Linked DNA regions of Homo sapiens: region 2 is linked to region 1. Evidence: chromatin loops called from intact Hi-C (ENCODE). Cell type or tissue: IMR-90. All regions are shown on one strand. Links, peaks and the distances in the headings refer to the core of each region. The heading gives the core; the rest is flanking DNA. Region 1 has its middle 23 kb from the start of NRP2. Region 2 overlaps PARD3B (par-3 family cell polarity regulator beta).

What was found. Peaks named below come from ENCODE experiments on the same cell type or tissue, not always from the same donor. Only the 100,000 strongest peaks of a DNase experiment are listed, where the experiment ranks them.
Region 2: a loop joins it to region 1, with 3 times the contacts of the local background. A loop is called at or near these places in 3 of 110 quality-filtered maps.

Annotation. Positions count from the first base shown.
Region 1 is chr2:205,656,371-205,663,391 of GRCh38, forward strand. No RefSeq gene overlaps it. Among named protein-coding and RNA genes, the nearest start is that of NRP2, 23 kb to the right of the region's middle. In IMR-90, for the core only: no CTCF peak of the experiment used is centred there; DNase peaks (open chromatin) are centred at 1,451 and 4,231; H3K27ac peaks cover 744 bases.
Region 2 is chr2:205,577,161-205,584,181 of GRCh38, forward strand. The region is part of intron 22 of PARD3B (par-3 family cell polarity regulator beta); the gene reads left to right. Among named protein-coding and RNA genes, the nearest start is that of NRP2, 100 kb to the right of the region's middle. In IMR-90, for the core only: no CTCF peak of the experiment used is centred there; a DNase peak (open chromatin) is centred at 3,631.

The DNA.
Region 1 (7,021 bases), core at 1,154-6,153:
GCTGGTTGCCCTGTTTGTATGCAGCCCAGAACCACCCACCCCCTCAACTCCACACCTCCATGCTGCATGGAGATGAAAATCCAGAATGTAAAATATGAAATCTGTTGGTGACAAAGAAGGGCTAGGAAGCCACTGGTTACAAGGGTTTGAAAGCGGAAGCCGGGTGCATGCTTTCCAGTATGGCTGCAGACTGTCTTTGAACAGATGTCACCCACTCCCCTGCCATTCTCTTTGCTTAGGGGAGGCGCAGGGTTCCAGAATGGGAGACAATAGGCATTAATATCCATTGGAATGACAGCTGTTTATGACTTGCTTTGCTCAGGACACGTGTCCCCTAAGCAGAATGATTAGCACTGCAGCAGAATACGATATTTGTGGGTAATCAAAAGCGAAAGGCAGATCATTTGGACTAATGGGAAGCAAGGTCCACGCCAGCCTTTCTGGAAGTTCCTGCTAAGAATAAATAATAAAATGAGTTCATAGCAGTAGCCTCCCTCCCCCTCGTAACATGGTGGATTTGTTTAGTGTATCCTGGGAAAACTTACCTGCCTTGCCAGGGTGTTATGAGGATTAATTAATGTTTGTAAAGTGCTTGGAATTCCACTGAAGAAAGGTACCTTGTCGATGCAAATTATTATCATTATATAGTGCCTTTCATCCCAGAATCTCCTAGTGCTTCCCCAACAATTAATTAAGCCTCACTACACCCCTGCGAGGGGGGAAAGCATCATTCTGCCCACACTAATACGGCAGAGTTTCTGCACCTGAGTCACAGAGTCTAATGTTCAAGTCGCCCTCCAGGAGGGAGAAAGACTCCATTAGTGAGCATCCCTAAGTGCTTCATAATACATGAGTTGCTAACAATGCAAGGCAAAGCACTATACACCCATACCTATGACTATAAGGGCTTGTTTAATTTTGTTTGGTTCCTAATTGTCTGGGCTGCTTGTTTTATTTTTCTCCCTTCTTTGTAAAGCAATAAGGTGCTTGTCAGAGGAGAGCCCAGTTAGCAACTGTAATGAGTTACGGTGTTTTGAGACACCTTCTAATCCTATTCCTTAGCATCTATAACTCCAGAAACAGGTTGCACCCTTCCCCTCACCAAACAGCCCTCCCCCCACAAAAGAAGTTAACTTACCTTTAGCAAAAATCATAAAGGATTTACTAACAGGATGGACAGTTAGATGCCGTGTTAGCAATCTGGAAGCTGCATCCTCGTCTAACATGTGAGCATCTTAAGTATGTATTGTAATTCTTTTTTCATTACAAGTGCAGTAATTCATAAACACAAATCTCTTGTATTGGCTGCTTTTAGAAGGAGTCTGAAAATCAAGTGAGCATGTGTAACATTGCAGGGGGACGGTATGTGCTGGAGAAATATCAGCCTGCACAGTCCTTACCAAAGGCATTTTGAAACAGAACATTTTGGCATTGGTTCTGGACAAGCTTTAAGACAGGAATTTCCCCACGAGGCCAAATTTCTAGTCATGAAAATTTGGGAAGAAAAATCATGATTTCCAACTCTAATTATATCTCAGAGGTTGAGTCATCATGTGACCTCAGAAGCATTTCCTAAACTCACATAAAGCTTCCAATTTCTCTTGTGCACATCTTGGAACTAGAAGACTCAGTTTCCCAGTTGGGTTGACCACTTACCAGTCATGTTACCCTGGACAAATCACTAACCTCTCTGAGGCCCAACGTCTTCATCCATAAAATGGGAATAATGGTGGCTGCCCTAACCTAACCTATGTTTTATGTTGTATAGATGAAACGAGGGCATTTTTATGTGGGAGTGCTTTGTAAACCATGAAAGCTATGTAAGTGTAAGTGACTGCTAATAGCAGGAGTCAAGTCATCTTAAGAACCCTGCAGTTATAGGAAGACAGACTTGTTCATAATCATAAATCACACTGAGCAGTAACCACCTCTAAGGTGTGGTGTGCTTATTATCTATGCTAAGTAGCACTGATAGGGAAGTTAGAGAGTTCTAAGACTGAAAATCTTCAGCATTATCAGATGGATTATAGAACATGGTTTTGTTGGTCTAGCCTTTCCCCATCTTACCCTACCCTGCCACCACCACCTAGTCTCCTAATTCCACTGAGGAATTATTTCCTAACACCATGTAGTCCTGGTTGGACTTTTATGTGTGGAGTCTCCTCCACACCCTCATATAGGGTGGGCAACCAGGTTGGCCAATCAGAATATTCCATTCTCTGGCCTAAGGGATGGGCGTCAACTCAAGCATGGCCAATTGTGGGTATTTTCAATGATTGATGTACAAGTGTTGGGAGAAAGTCCACTGAAATTGCTAAGCTGGGAGGATGTGAGTTGTCTGCTACTTGAACAAAGCCTGCTTGAGAGTGTCACCAAGCAAAGACAAGCTGAAGCAAGACAGAGATGATTAGTGAGGACACATGTGTATGATTGGGAAATGGTTTAATGCCTTCACATTACTTGTGTTCCTGAGTCAAACCGTGACTTGACTCCTGATTTCCCAAGTATATGAGCCAATGAATTCCCATTTTATTTAAGCTAATTTGAGTTGAATATCTACTCCTTGCAATAGTAAAATGCTTACTGATACTGTCATGAACCAATGAAAAGCAGACAAGATTTATCAGTTCACCTTTGGGGGAAGGTGAGCCACATAAACATAACCTTCATGATTAGATGAAGCAGTTGCTTTGTGATTCTTTTCATGGTACCTATGAAGTGGATAGAAAAAATGATTTGAAATTACCTTGTTTTTCAAAGGGAATATAGTTGGCTTTCTCACATAGTAAGCAGAGCAGAGCATCATTAGAAGCTTGGGGTCCATTCTCCCTGCCTGCTTCTTATATTTAAAGTATATTGTCAACCAGTATCCATTTTCCTAATATTAGTTCCTCTGTTTGGGCTTCCCCATCTCTTTCTACTTCTACCGCATCAGAAGTCTTCATTCTCTTGTCATTGCTCTGCCATTTGCATCATATTCGCAATAGGGTTAGGTACTGCCCTGTGGATAGATTGAAAACTCTTTGGCGAAAAGGTTGGAACTCCTGAATATTTAGCGCACTGCCTGATACATGGTGGGATCTTGCATTCGTTAAATTGGTGTTGGATGTGACATACCACTCAGTAGATTTAAGGGAAGGCTAAGGCACAAAAGAATATTTTATTCTGAGATCAATCTGATTGGTTACACAAGCCAAAGCATTCAAGTGTAACTGGTGTGTGTGGGTGTGGGTGTGTGTGTACATGCACATGCTTTAACTCACAGGCTTTTTGTTGACTGGTTTGAGGTACATGTGTGCTAGAGTGCATGGTTATAAGCTTCAATTCTGGTACCCATCGACCTGGGTTTGAATCCTCACACACTGTGTGGCTTTTGGGGGAATCATTATATAATCTCTCTGTTTCATTCTTTTTATCTGTAAAAAGAACAAAAATAAAACCTCATTATTGTGAAAATTAAATTGACTTCCACCAGTAGAGTAGCTAGAACAGTGCCTGGATCACAGCAAATACTCAATAAATTTAAGTTTGTATTATTATGAATGAACTCTGGCTTAGAGTATTCATTCATCTGAGTGTATAGACACAGAATCCAACAGCTCTTCTCTACTACACAAGGTGCACTTCATATTTTTCTTGATTGTTTTGCCTGAGAGGTTCAGCTGCTCGATTCTCCATACAAAATCACCATCCTGTGGGGCTGGGCAGCAGGTGGCATGCTCATAAAAGCCTATCATGGTGTGTCACCACCACGGCAAGTCACAGATGGCGTCCTGAGACACCGTGATGCAAACGAGCAAGAGGAGACTGAGATATCCATCAAGCTTCCGTGAAGAATCACAGAGCTCCTCATTTATGTGCTTGTCAACATTTTATCCACGTTTATTACCTTCGTGAGCATTTATTTTTCCTTATCAAGTCCCAATGGTAGATTTTCAGTCTCTATAGTTATGGACATAAACTTTCACATTTTCACCAATTTCCTTCCCCATCAGCCCTCATCTGATCTGTATTTGTATCCTCTTGCTTGTGTGAGAAACAGAGCTTGCTCACAAGTGTCGAATGGATGAAACGTTTCTCATGGTAAGGCAAGTTTGTATGTCCTCTGAAGTCTCCTGCAAGGCACCTCCTGACCTCCACGCACTTCATTCATAGAGCTTTGAAATTTGTTCAACTTGCTAGCAAGTCGGAGAGTATTTACAGAGCAGGGATGAGTCAAATGGGGAACATGAACAGATGGAGAAGAGCCAGTTGTTATGCTTCAAGTATGTTTCCCACATTGGAATGTGTCAAAGCCTGGCGGTATACACTGCATGCGAGTCACCCACATAGTATAAAACTGATTTAATTTACTACCAAACGCCTTCATTTTGCCATTACGTAATCATAAATGTGCCCCCAAAGAGGCAGTGTTAGAACATAAGCCAGGGCAAAGAGCCAACCAGACATGAGATCTAGTCCTAGTTATACAACCTCATTCATGTTCCTACAAATCCTCAGTGGCCTTTCAGATCTGTGGCAGGACATACCTTGACACCACTCTGGTCTGTTGACTTGTCTTTCATTTACCTACCTGGTGAGCTGTGCGGTTTAGCAGCTAGATTCCTGGGCATGCTGGAGAGATACTGGAGAACTGACACTGGTGCCTTGAGATGTCGTGGCAACTGTCAGCTCCACCCGCCCCCACATCCTGTCTACTCTCTAGTGAAATTGCTGCTCTAAAAAAAGACCTCAGAGCAGCTTGAGAAGGGCCTGGAGAGGACGGCCCTCCTCACATTTCCCCCCAAGGTCTTGCTGTTAAATCTCCCACAAGCTCTAAGAGCAAATTGTCAGTGATCCACTTACCCAGCCCTAAACACCTCAGCCACGTCTACCCAGATGAAGGAAATTGCTTTCAGGGATAGATGCATCTCAAGAAAGTTGGCTATAAAATGGATTTTTATAAAGAGAATTCCATTTTCTCCTGGCTTCCATTACAAAATTGGAAAATTTGTCACACTGGAGGAAAGAATCCTCTCAGGAGACAAAAATGAACATTTGGGATGAGAAATTAATGTAAAGCCATAGCAATGACACGTCTCTCATTGGAACGCACCAGTGCCTGCTGGGAACCACCTCATGGTTCACTTTCCCTTTGAATCATTTCCAGTGTTTTGTGGAAGCGTTGGAACTCATGAACCTAATACACACTGTCAGTCCTTTCCCTCCGCCACCCAAGACTTAGAATTTTCTCCATGAGCAAAGGTTCTATTTCCATGTTCTTGCACCTCACAAAACTTGCTACTGCTCACTCGTATTAGTTTGAATATGGCTTTAGGCTGCAACATAACATTTTATTCTTTCATTCACTTATTTATACCCCACTTTATTCCTATAAATGATTTGATGTGGCTTAAAGGAATAAACGAGATAAGATGGTGTATTTGCATTTCAGATTCAATTCTACTTGTTTCATCTTTACTTGCATTTCAGATTCAATTCTACTTGTTTCATCTTTACTTGCATTTCAGATTTAATTCTACTTGTTTGCCCTAATTAAGTCAATTTTGACATTTTAATGTCATGAGCCGTAGCATTAAATAATAAATATTAATCTATTGGAGCTGAAAGAGTCTGATAGGTCATCTGGGCTACCTCCCACCCAGTACAGCTTCCACCATAGCCTGTCCAGTGAAATGCAGTGGTCTTTCTACCTTGGCTCTATAACAGATCATAAGAAACTGCACAAAACTTTTCTCATCATGTGGCTCATGAGACACCCTAGTTTAAGATCTGAAGCTTGGTGAGTTTCCCAGTAGGTGAAGAAGAAAAGTTCTATTCCATCTGGAAAGACTCTGTCACCAGTTACCCAGATAATTTCCCACTACCAGGGCATAAAGAGAGTTTATTCTCTCAGTAGCAATACCTGGGGCATTTCTAGCTTTTTCTCCTTTTTAAGGTTCCTGGAAAAGCAGAAGCCTTTGCTCTCTGAACCCTGGCTTTATGCCACCTCCTCACTTCTAGATGAAAACTGCTCATTTCATTGTCAGCCACACTTGATTCAGTGGAATTTCCCAAACTTTGTCCACAGAATCTTCCTGCCTCAAACTTCCCATTTGGGGGTCTGTTCCCTGGGTTATTTCTGCTTTAAAGACTGTATAATTGTGAATAAGACACTAGGTCCTTCTCTTACATCCACAAGGGGTTATTCTGGCTTTCCCCTGGGAGCGTTGGGAGGATGTGGGCAGAGACATTGAGCTGACAGCTTAGCTGCCCAGCTGAGTGCCAGAGACTTCTGATCTCTCTCTCTCTCTACCTATTCTGTGTGGGTCAAGGGCACCTTCTTCTGCCAATGGCACACAATCCCTCAGAACTGTGAAAAGTGCCACCTGTCGCATTGTTCCAGCATCACAGGGAACATCCACATAATGCAAAGTTGGTGTGTCAGTCTGCATTCACTAGACTATGCTGCTGGAACCCCCAAACCTCAGTGACTTACAGCACAAAGGCACTGGGACTTATAGCATGGCCCGTCTGCAGCCCAACTTTCCCCCTCACAACTGCTGGGGATCCAGGCTGATAAGGATCCCTTGGCTGGTACATGCCATTGTCATGACAGAGGCAAAGAGCAGTGTCCAAACCTCATGATAGCTCTCCTAGTATCTGTTCACAGTGGCGTATGTCACTGTTACGTTCTAGTGGCCAAAGCACATCATATATGGCCCTGTCTGATGTCAAAGGGGTGGGGACGAACACTACAGCTTAGCGAAGGACAGATACTACTCTATCCAGCAAAGGAGAGATGTATAATCCTTTTGCAGTGAGTGAGGTGAATTGGGACCAATAAAGCAATCAACCTCAGTTGATGACATTATAGTTTGGGGAAGACTCCCATAGAGGAGCTAACTTGTTTACACCAATTATAACCTATCATAGAGTTTCACTGTCCAGATGTGGGGGGCATCAGCTCACTGCCGTTTCTTCCAGAAGCACTGAGTGTCCTCCATAGATTTTCCTGTCCCTTCGTCATGCCACCCCCTTC
Region 2 (7,021 bases), core at 917-5,916, 79 kb before region 1:
ATTGCTTATTAATTCCAGGAGGGTTTTTTGTGTGTGTGTCAGTTCTTTCAGATTTTCTACCTAGATGATCATGTCACCTGCAAATGAAGACAGTTTTTTTTTCTTTCCAATCTGTATACCTTCTATTTCTTTTTCTTGTCTTAGTGCATTAACTAGGACTTGAGTATATTTTTTAGTATCCTGTTTGCTGTTTCAAAAACCAACCAAATGAAAACAATGTCCATCAGGGCCAAGAGAAGCAAGTGCTTGAGGAAAATATTTTCCTTCATTTTTTAACCTTAAAAGTGTGGTAGGAAATGGGAAAATACTTTAAATAATTCAGAGGATTTGATGCACTGCGGGTGATAGGTGAATTATAAAAGAGAAAGCAAATGTACATGGATTTTATATTCAAATCCCATATGGGCCAAACTACAGAACAAAAAATAAAAAGCAAAGACTGAAAGAGTACATGGGTAACATGTATTTAACTATTTCTCAAGGATAGCTTAAAAATGAATTACGCTTGGCAATGTTTTTTTCTTTTCCTGTGATGACAAAGACAGTAGGAATATTTTTTTAAAGGGATCTTCACTTAGGTTAACAGTGTCTCCAAGAGTGTTCAAGTCTCCCTGCTCTCATCAGATGGTTCAATGCAGTTGGTTTTTAAAGCTACCAAAGTAACTTCCTGAGTATTTGGCCTGTCTTGTGGATTGATTCAGAACTACCCATTGCTTTCCAAAGAAAGTTGTTTCCGTATTTTATGAACTCTTCTATAACATTTATTTCTGGAACATTGATAAGAATACTGCTGATGGAAAGCAGTTTAGGCTGCAGGCATATACCTAATTTTTCTGCTTTGTTGGAGTAAATATGGAGCTCGCCTCACTGGATTGGCTCTGTATCAGTGTGTATCCACTCTTTAGCTACTTGTAGCCTGTCTCTCACCAGGGATATTCACAAGGGCCCTGCTCATTGGCCCCTGAGCAACTACTCTTCCACTGATAAGCTGCAACATCTGCCCCAGGAATTGATTTCCCCACAGACTCCACTCCTCTCACTATCCTCTCTTTACATTGACAGTGTTACGAGTGCATTAGATCAGGTAAGCTTCTGTGTGTCAATTCCAAATAACAATGTGGTAACTAGAGTTTCATTAATATCATGTCATCCAAAGCAAGAGGTTTATATCCCTTGTCAATACCATGACCATGCACATTTAAAGAACAAGATCCCCCCCAAAAAAGAAAGACCGTTCTCTTGCACATGTTTGTGACATTTAAGAAGTTACGACAGACACATCTATAACCCTACAATCACCTTGGCACCTGTACAGAAAGCTATAGTTAAATTATTGGCGAAGTACACAAGCAAATGAAGGTATATCTACTATGAAACATAAATAAAACATGTATCCTTACAAGATAAAGTAATATAAGCCAGAATCATAAGAATGAATGATAAAAATAGAATCATGAGAAAAAATGGTATCAAGGTATTGGTGGTGTCAAAATGGACTGGCCCAAAGCCAACCTTTCAAGCTGACCATGATATATCCAGATTTTGCTATCACATAATAATTAGTGATTTAACTGTATGAAGTCAAAATCTATGTCATTATTATATAGATTCTTGCACTGACACATCACGTCAAATTATCTTACTTTTTCTGTTTTTTAAATGAATTTTAAACTCATCTTCCCAATCAGAAAAAAATAAGCTTTTCCCAACCAGAAAGAATAAGGTAAGGGCCGTCTCTTAACCTTTTCTGCATTCTGCATTCTCTGCAGTACCTAGCTAGATAGTAGGTATTTGGTAAATATTTGCTTTCAAAAAATGATTATAATGAGCTGTTTTAATAAAGTGTATCCATTGTAAGAACACACGTAACATAATGAACAAATAATTAGCAAAACGTAAAAATGTAAATATTCCCATAAAACAGCTTTTTGAAGCTGTAAGAAAATATATTTCTCTTCCTAGCCTTCTAATTGTTTATTTTTGTGGGCCCTGAAGTCTCTTTTCAAAAAAGAAATGAGAACGGTTGAGCATCTGGATTTTGGGAATCAAAATGGTCGGGGGTGGAGGTGAGGAATGTCCGAGTTAAAGAATTAATAGAAAACCCTGAGTGGCCCATTTAAGGAAGAAAAAAGGCTATTGTGGCATCATCAGCTTTTCCTGGCTCTCTCATCCTCATCCTCATCCTCAGAGATGAGGTCTCCCCTGTGACCCAGAGGTACCTTTCCAGTATCAGTTTGAGAATTCTAATAAACAAGCTGAAGGAGCAGAGTCCCCAAAGGGGTGTCTGTGCCGACAGGGAAGGCAGCTGCGGTTATGAACCAGCACACACCAGAGGCCGGCAAGCTATTGGGACTTTGTGTGAGTGGGTGACAGTTTTAATTTCACTCCCCAGCAGACGTGGTATCCAGCCAGCAGTACTTCAAACCAATTTTGCAAATCACATTTTGTGGCTGAAAATTGGTTTACTGCACTCGTCCCATTTTGGAGGCCAACCTTGCCTGATTTAAGGTGGCGCCTTTGTTGAGGGGGGACAGTTAAAGGATTCCCTTTTCTCTAATTGAAACGACAGCATATTCTTTCACAGATTAATTTCAACTACCTATGTTTATATCCTTTAATCAGGATTATAAAAACAGCACAGATAATTTTCTGCACTATTCTTTTTTAATTTTTGAGGGAGTAATAATAGCCAGTTGGCTCTTGACACGTATTGCCTTATATAGCAGTTTTATTCCAAGCACCCTACCTTGGACTGTGTATCATTGTATTCTTAATTATTTTTAAACTTGATTTTTTCTCATATTTAAGTAACGGGGGAATAAAGTCTAAGTCATAGATTTCACTGACATTCCTTCTGTGAACTTAAAGATGATACTTGCATAAAGAGATTTGTCCCTTGGATTATATCTCACACTGAAATAAGGGCCTTCTTACTGGAAGAAATATTTCTTAAAAATGAGTACTTGCAAGAAGTGTTCATCTGTGAACTTTTACCAATTAGAAATGGCTCCATACTTAAGACTCTTTAATAATGTCTCTTAAGCAGCATTTTAGCTCATTTTTATAACACATTCAGGTTTGGTGATTTATATTAAACATTAAATGTAATAAATTTAGGTCTTTTTTCAAGTATGACGCACAGCATCTCTGAATCACCCATTTCAGCAGAGGGCCCCTGGAAGGTCCAATCTCTCGCTATCATTCATGCTTATAATAAAACGGGCTTCTCCGGTCTCTTCCTTGACATCGGTAATAATGGGAATGACATGTGAGTGGTGACACTGTTACAGGAGGGCATGTTGATATTGCTTCATGGCTGGGACTGAGTGTCCATGACCGGAGGGTGGGCTGAGAACACACATCAACAACTTGCTGTCTCAAATCTGCACCAAAAGCTATACTAATGCCTATTTTTTAACTATACAAAAATTCAAGGAGTAAGTTTCAGTGCCTTAAAAAAGGTGGCTTTGTATGTCTTACTCTATATGACTGCAGGTTTTAAAAGAATTAATCACGAAGAATTGAACTTGGAAACATGAATGGATCTCTTAATGATAGTCATATAAGAGAGATTTTAAATCTTCCTCTGTTTCAACCATTCTACCAATGGTTGCTGCATTCTTCACTTGGTGAGTCATGAGAAGGCACGAGACACTAAAATGCCTTGGAAAAAAAGCTGCTCTCCTTGATGAAACAATAATTAGAATAGCCTTCTTTAGAACTATCATGAGAAATTTCACTATAAATTATTCTATTTCATAGTGACAGTGACTTACAATATAAAGTAAGTTTTGACTGCAATCTGAGTATAAAATACCAGGATACTTTTGGGAATATGTATCTTTAATTCAGAAAATGCTCACATTTCAAGTATTTGAATAAGATTAAGCATTAACTAATGCTTTCATTAAGATACCTAAGCATTTATACCCAAAAGAAAGGGAATTGGTATATCAAAGAGATATCTGCCCTCCCACGTTTATTCCAGCACTGTTCACAATAGCCAAGATTTGGAATCTACCTAAGTGTCTATCAACAAATAAATGGATAAAGAGAATGTGGGGTGGGGAGATATATATAGATATATATAGATATATATAGATATAGATAGATAGATATAGATATATAGATAGATATAGATAGATAGATAGATCCTGTCATTTATATCCCTGTCATATACGTGTGTGTGTGTACGTGTGTGTACGTGTGTATGTATGTATATATAAATATATATAAATATATATATAAGTATATATAAATATATAAATATATATAAATATATATAAATATATATGACAGGATCTTATTCTTTTTATGGCTGAATATTCCACATGGTGCACAAGGATGCAGAAACATAGAATAAATAAGATCTAGTATGTGACAGCACAACAGGGTAACTACAGCCAATAATTTAGTATATATTTTTAAATAACTAAAACAGTGGAATCGGAATGTTCCTAACACAAAGGAATGATAAATGCTTGAGGTGGTGGATACCTCAATTACCCTGATACGATCATTACACATTGTATGTCTGTATCCAAACATCACATGTACCCTATAAATAGATACATCTACTAGTAAAAACTAAAAATCAAAATTTTTAAAAAGATACCTAAATCATCTAAAAACTGTAATTATTTTCTTAGAATAAAAAGATGGTGGAAGTAGGCATAACTCCAATTTTCAGGCACATGAAGGTTATTGCCTCTGTGGCAACGTTTGTGGATGGGTTTGGAGATGGTCCACAGAGCCTGGCAGCAGCTTGGTTCCCTTGGTTCCCAGATGGGGAGCCTGGTCCTGCTGTCTTCATTTCTGGTTGACACTTGGAAATGACTAGATGAGGAGTCATGCATTAGCCAACCCAAATCCATCCCTCATGCAATCAGTCCTCAATCTCAAATGGGCAGTTTCTACTGGCCTAGAACTTGGGGTACCTTTCCTGTAGAAATGATGCACTATGCAGTGAGCAGGTTGCAAGGCTTGCACAAATCTACTTAGCTCATGTAAGTGAAGTACCGTCCATGTGAAAATCATCTTAAAAATATGGTTGCTGTGGGACATCGGCTAACACACCTGCCCTGGTGTGGGCATTCTCTACAGTTAATAGACTCTGGATAATTCCTATCGTCTTGCCTTTACGTACTAGAGTCTCATAAAAAATGAGAAATAACGAACGGAAACAGAATGAAGAAACATTGCTTTTAAGAATACCATTACAATGCTGGTAATTAAAGCAGAAAAAAATAAAATTAAGTAATCATGTTTCATCTATTTTAATAATTGTGCTTGAGAAAAAGCAGGTTCAATCAGAGAAGGATGAGGAAGTAGCTGGAAGCTGTGTTTGAGGTTCTCAAGGAGGCATCTGGCCACTCTCCATGTTGATGACTTTGATTCCTTTGGGAATTTTTTTTAAATTCTCTAGACTAGATTATTGCCTTTTCCTCAAATATTTTTGGCAGTGAAACACAGAACAAATGGAACCAAGAGCAACAAGGAAGGTTATTGTTTTTTTTTTTTTTCCTACGTGTCTAGGGAAGAGTGAGAGAGGCAGGGAAAGGAGATTGGGAGCTAGTAAAGGAAGTGGCATTGCCTCCGATAAAAGTAACTGAGGAGTTTATTAGTGACACTTATAGGGAAGTGGCCTGCTCAATTCCCTTGCCAACTGATGCAGGTGAGGGAAAAAAAAGAAGGGATGAGGAAGAGATATCTGAGCCTACAGTTCCCTGTGACAGCTGGGGAAAAGGGCACCGAATTCAGGACAGCTCGGTCATTGAACTGGCCATTCTCAGAGTAGCAGGGAATGGGTGCTTATGGCAGGTGGGGGGAAGGGTGTAAATATATAACCTAATTGTATAGAAATATAAGTTAATTGTTACAAAAGTGTATGGAATTGGTTGTTCTTGATTTAGGGAGATTCAGGTTGTTCTTGATCCAGGACAGAAAATGTGCAATATATGCTCTCCGTGGATTCTTTTGTGAAATGAAAATTAGAGCATAGCAAGTGGTTTTGAGTCTTCATTTAACAAGTACGCAGGCACTGCCTGTGTTATCAGCTTGAAAGTCTGCTAAGAATGGATGGGAGAAACAGAGCAGTTCACATTTGCTCTTTGAACTCAGAGAACTGATCTGAGTGCATGGCAATGATGATGGAAGGAATTAGGAAACGCTGGAAATCATATGCAAAGAAATTAGTCATCTCTCTCCTCCTAAGCTCTGTGTGTGTGTGTGTGTGTGTGTGCGCGCGCACGCGCGTGTGAGAGAGAGAGAGAGAGATGCACATACTACTCTGGATTGCCTTGAGAATAGACATCATGATGGTGGTGGTGGTGATGAAGAGGATGAAAGCAGCTGATAGTCATTGACTGCTCATTGTGTGCTAGGCGCTGTTCTAAGCATGTTATGTGTATTCACTCATTTAATCCTCACCACATCCCTATTATGTTGGTTCCATTATTTATCTATTTCACAGTTGAAGAGTTTCTTACCAAATTTTAATCCAATAGTCCCAAATGCAACCAAAATGAATCATACCTTTTGTAAAATGATCTTAAAACCATACTCATTTGGACGAATTGGAACAACCATTTTGATACATAGCAAAAGATGCTACGGAGGTCTGCCACAATCTTTAATCTATTTCCTTTTCCTGTCTTACATCCCCCTCTTCCACCTCACCTCCAGTTCTACTGGCCTATCTTCTAACTCTGTCTACACAACCTGTGCCTGTCACTTCCAAACTGCCCCTCATAAATTGTAAAACAGAAAGGAAGGGGAGGATTTTACACATTCTCCTTCATTTTGCTGGGAATTTATAAAGAGCCATGTTACCCATGATAACTCTAAGACACTACAGGGCATTTTCAAATATTTTATCTTGGAAACTTGATTTTCGAAGTATTTAGGAAAATGCTTCAAAGTCAAAAATTACAAGCAGTTAATCACAATTGGAAATAATTCTTTGTAGATCTGCACTCCAATATGGTAGCCGCAACAACATGGGGCTATCAGACATTTAAAT